2 separate regions of the Homo sapiens genome follow, and region 2 is linked to region 1. A link is a loop called in an ENCODE intact Hi-C map of the cell type or tissue named here. Cell type or tissue: PC-9. All regions are shown on one strand. Region 1 overlaps FBLN1 (fibulin 1). Region 2 overlaps RIBC2 (RIB43A domain with coiled-coils 2).

Region 1 (2,500 bases):
TCAGCCCCTGAGATCCAAGCACACATGGATCCCTGCTCCAGCCACATGCTGGAGATGCTGATGCGGTCCCTGTCCAGACAGGGTCCCTGCCTTCACAGTCCAGTAGGCAAGAAAGACAGCCCCTGATGACAGAGGCACGGCCATGCTGCCGGCCAGCCCAGCCCAGCAGGTCAGGGAACAGCCGACATGACTCTTTCCAGAGGAGAGACTGCAAACAGGGAGGGGGTTCAAAATGCAACGAGCTGAGTCAAGTAAGAAGGAAAAAAAAATTTTCTTTTTTTTTCTTTTTTTTTTTTTTTGAGACAGAGTCTCTGTCGCCCAGGCTGGAGTGCAATGGCGCGATCTGAGCTCACTGCAACCTCCACCTCCCAGGTTCGAGTGATTCTCCTGCCTCAGCCTCCTGAGTAGCTGGGATTACAGGTGCCCACCACTACGCCCGGCTACTTTTTTGTATTTTTAGTAGAGATGGGGTTTCACCATGTTGGCTAGGCTGGTCTGGAACTCCTGAACTTGCGTGATTGGCCAGCCATGGCCTCCCAAAGTGCTGGGATTACAGGCATAAGCCACCGCACCCAGCCTAAAAACCACCATTTCTAGACCAGCTTCTGTGACCCACATCCGTGTTTTCTCCTTTAATCTTGGGAGCAAAGGGGCAGGAGGGGGGACATAAGCCTCAAGCTACAGATTGAGGAAACCGAGGCTGGTGATGGTTTCTGCCCTTGACTTACCACAAGATCCCCTCTTCCACAGAAACGGGGACCTGTGAGAAGTCTGGTGAGGACAGGACTGGCAAAGCAGAGAGCACAGGTTCAGGAGTAACCGCAGCCTGGCCATCTTATCTCCCACTCGCAAAAAGGGCAGATGAAAGGATCACGCTCCAAGCAGCCGGCCCACACCCTCAGAGCCAGGCCACGGCCCAAATGAGCTGGGCACACAGGCCCTTGTGCCCCATGCCCCAGCCCAGGCTACAGCCCCAGTGGGCACCCTCCCAGCCCCTCAGCTCACGGAAGGGAGAAGACCCCATTGTGCCCCAAGGGAGGAGCGGCCGGGTGCCAGGTGCCCACATACTTGGACCTCATTCTAAAGGACTCAAATGCCAGAAAGCATTAGCACGACAGCCCCAGCTGCTGGGCAGAAGGTCACCTCTCGGCAGGATGTTACAAAACTGGGCTTTAAGAAGCACCACTTTTCCTTCCTAATGGCTTTCCAGCCCCTAGAGGGTAAATCCCACTGGGCTTGGCAGCGTTTCCGCACACACAACTGTGGGTGCCCTGCCTGAATACATTCTTCTTCCAGGCTGGGCCCTCGGGGTGGCCCAGAGGGCGGCTGCTGTCTGCTGGGTGAGGCAGCACCTTGCTAAACCACCCTATCAGTCATCAGCCACTGTAAGCACTTCTAGACTATGCGTCCTTCAGATGCTCCATCCCGTTCTCAGCAGGGGAGGAGGGGAAACTTGCAGAAACATTCCAGAATGGATAAGGTCAGTGCACGAATGAGCTAGGGCTCAGCCAGGCCATTCCACAAGGCCAGGAGGAGGGGGGTCTCACCTAGAACCATGTCCCCCAGTGACAACTTCTGGGCTTTCCCTTTTCCCCAGGGCTTCCAGGAAACTCAGAGCTGCTTTCTGCAGTGCAAGGTAGACCCACCCTTCTGACTCTCACCCGGCTCCCCGAGGCTGGCAGGAGGAGTCCTGCAGTGGCGTGGGTAAGGGTGAAGTTTCGTGCCACAGCAAAGCCCAACAGTTTCCAGCAGCCTGACCACTCAGCCCCCCTCCCACCTCAGGTGTCCCCTCTCCAGCGATGCTCTTCGGTGAACGTGAGATTCACCAGGAGGCAGAGCTAATGTCAAGTTGTCTGGAGTTGCCTCCCAGCACCAGAGGAAAAGTCATCAGGAGTGACAACCGTGTTATCATGGGGATAACCTTGAATGTCCCCATTCACTCATTCATTCATTCTTGCTCTAATTCATTAAGAAAAGCAAAAGTACTCACTAAGCCAAGGACCTTATCTGTTACAGACGAGACAGGCCGTGGTGCACTCCTGGATGAACAGGATGTGATCCAGCCATGTGGCCTGACAGCGAGGCTGCTCTCCCCTGTGCAGCCAAGCCCAGTTCCCATCTGTCCCCCTACCCCCTTCACCCTTTCTGCAGCCAACCCCGGTTCCCATGTCTGTCCCCACACTCCCTTCACCCCTTCTCTGGCCAGGCCCACTCAGCCCCCACCTGCAGTTTCACCCTCGTGTCTTCCACAGCCCGTCTCCTATCCTAGCCCACCTCCCATGCCCTGTCACCCTCTCCTGGCCGCCTGCCTGCCCACCCTGCATAGCTCGGGTGCCCCTCTGCTCCCATATCACCCCGTGCCTGGCGCATGTCTCTCCATCCTCCAGAGCCCTGCCTGCCTGCCTTACCCTCATAGCCACAAATGTCTTGAGGGCAGGCTCTGTCTCCTGTCCTTGTATACCCCCGACATCCATGCCAGCATGTGGCAGCTACAGAGTTG
Region 2 (2,500 bases), 92 kb after region 1:
CTTGCTTTTTCTCTTGCTTTTTCCTTTCCACTGACTCGATGGCCTAAGCAGGTGAAGACATTAAAGAAGATGGTCCGAGTGACCCCAGGGGCATTCTGACACCCAGGCCAGCAAATCTCACTGGGGGCCCTCGAGGGGAGGATATGCTAAGGGCAGCAGGAGTCGGGTGGAGGGGAGACTTGTCAGGCACGGATGTGGGTGGGTCCTTGAACCCCTGGCTGCCTGCGCACTGCTGGGCGGGTGGGCTGGACTCGGGGGATCACCACCTGTTGGGTGTATGCATAAGAGCTCCGGGTCTTGCACCAACTTACCAAGGCAGGGAACTCCCTCCTTGGATTAGGCCGACACCCCGCGTGGGCCTGGTCCCACCCAAGGCAGGGCTCTATGCCCCTGGCAACCCTTGGACATCTGTGGGCTGCAAAGAACGCTCAACAGAGTGATTGACAACAGTGGTAGAAAATGCACTGTCACTTCAGTGGTCCTGAGCTGCAGCCCCCAGTACAAAGTAATTCCAGGTCTCATTTCTGTTTGATTCCCTGGGGGTTCCCTGGCTATGTGGCCTATACCAAGTCACCTCCCCTCTCTGGGCTGCAGTCATTTCTCTGTAAAGTCAGGAGATGGCTTAGGAGACATGTACTTGGGTTTACAGTTGTCCTCAGTAACACATGGACAGGGCAGTTTGCAAGGAGCCGGCCTCCCACATGTGCTCACCAGAGGCCAGCTTGATTGAGTCACACAGTACAAGCTTTGTAGTTAGACAGGCCCAACTTCAATACCGGACTTGCCACTGAGTACTCCCTAAGGAAGTCAGCTCATCCTTCCAAGCCCCTACACCCGTTTTTTTTTGTTTGTTTGTTTGTTTGTTTTTTTGAGACGGAGTCTCGCTCTGTCACCCAGGCTGGAGTGCAGTGGCACAATCTCGGCTCACTGCAACCTCTGCCTCCCAGGTTCAAGTGATTCAACACTGTTCTTACTTTGGGAGGCCAAAGTGGGCAAATCACAAGGTCAGGAGTTCAAGACCAGCCTGGCCAACATGGTGAAACCCCATCTTTACTAAAAATAGAAAAATTAGCTGGGCGTGGTGGTAGAGGCCTGTAATCCCAGCTACTTGGGAGGCTGAGGCAGGAGAATGGTGTGAACCCGGGAGGCAGAGCTTGTAGTGAGCCAAGATCGCGCCACTACACACTCCAGGCTGGGCAAGAGAACAAGACTCCACCTCAAAAAAAAAAAAAAAAAAGAAAAAAGAAATGTGAGCAGAGGTGGCAGTACTGCTCCTGGGAGGAAGCCTGCGGGGACTAGCCACATTCCTTCCCTCCTCCTGCAGGGATCCTCTGGCTGGCGGTCGCTCCATCCCAGGACCTGGGCTCCAAAGTGAGGATGCCAAGGAACAGGCCTCACAGCCTGTCCATGGCGGGCAGGGAGCATGCATGGAACATCAACTTTCTGTTTAAGCCACTGAGACTGCTGCTTCTTATCCCAGCAAGGGTTAGCACATTCTGACCGACACAGGAGGGTGTTGTCGCTTCCTCATTCTGCAGATGATCAAATGGACGCAGTGGGTGGCCTGCCCAAGGCTGCAGGGCAGAGCCTGGTCTGCACCCCGTGTGGTCGGGCTCCAGAGCCTGCGTGCCACACCCTGATGCCACAATGCCTCTCTGACGAAATGAGCCCCGACCCAAGAACTGGAGGCCCTCACGTGTGTCCTTCCTGTTGAACTGGACCGGCCTGCTTGGGCTTTGGATTAACATCCCAGGTTAATTAAAAAGCCTAGTTGTAGTTAGTAGCAGAGCTGCAGAAGCCAGAGGGCGGCTTTTCCCAGTGCAGGAGTGTTTGCAATGGTGCTGCCTCGTGGCATCCACGTGAGGAGCCGGGGGTCTGAGAAAACCAGGCAGGCTGTGGATGCCCATTAAACATCTTCTAGAATATATGAATGAATAAATTGATGAATGAGACAATAGGGTTTAGCAAAAGCCACTCCAATGCCCAGCAGGAAGGGCTCAATAAACATTGGTTGAATTGATGAATGAATGAGTGAATTATCATCATCATCATCACCATCGCTTCCATAAATGAATGAGCAGATCACCAGCCAACAGTGGACTAATTGTCAAGGGCCCCACATCCTGCCATTCACTTGCAGTGGGGACTGGAGCAAACAGCCTCCCCTCTTTGGTCGCCCTCTGTAAAATGAAGGGCAGGGATGGATGATCTCTAAGACCTTTGCAGCTCACTGGGTGGTGAGCTCGGACTTCAGGTGTCTTGCTTTGCCTTTTGGTCCTCCCCAGCCCCCGCAGTTGGCTCTCCTCATTCCTCTCCCCCGTGTTGAAAACCCACATTCTCTGGTGTCTGGTCCAGCCTCTCTGGGATTTTTGACTGCCTGCCTCCACCAGGACAGTTTTGAGCTTGTATCTCCAATATATTTAGTTCACAGCATGGTACTACTATACCTTAATGATAGCACATGCTTATAACTACACATGTACATGGAAATCAAAAGTGA

Evidence for each region. Hi-C counts contacts between places; a loop is a spot of excess contacts. Peaks named below come from ENCODE experiments on the same cell type or tissue, not always from the same donor. Only the 100,000 strongest peaks of a DNase experiment are listed, where the experiment ranks them.
Region 2: it touches region 1 in a loop (2.8-fold over the local background); 1 of 110 quality-filtered maps calls a loop at or near these places.

Annotation. Positions count from the first base shown.
Region 1 is chr22:45,515,927-45,518,426 of GRCh38, reverse strand. All of the region lies in intron 1 of FBLN1 (fibulin 1), which reads right to left. Among named protein-coding and RNA genes, the nearest start is that of FBLN1, 14 kb to the right of the region's middle. RefSeq lists an enhancer at 2,352-2,500. In PC-9, no CTCF peak of the experiment used is centred here; a DNase peak (open chromatin) is centred at 1,206; H3K27ac peaks cover 2,500 bases.
Region 2 is chr22:45,423,491-45,425,990 of GRCh38, reverse strand. It overlaps RIBC2 (RIB43A domain with coiled-coils 2), which reads right to left. Exons shown (of 7, transcript NM_015653.5): 5 at 1-43. Among named protein-coding and RNA genes, the nearest start is that of RIBC2, 11 kb to the right of the region's middle. In PC-9, a CTCF peak has its summit at 1,351; DNase peaks (open chromatin) are centred at 730 and 1,580; H3K4me3 peaks cover 628 bases; H3K27ac peaks cover 1,635 bases.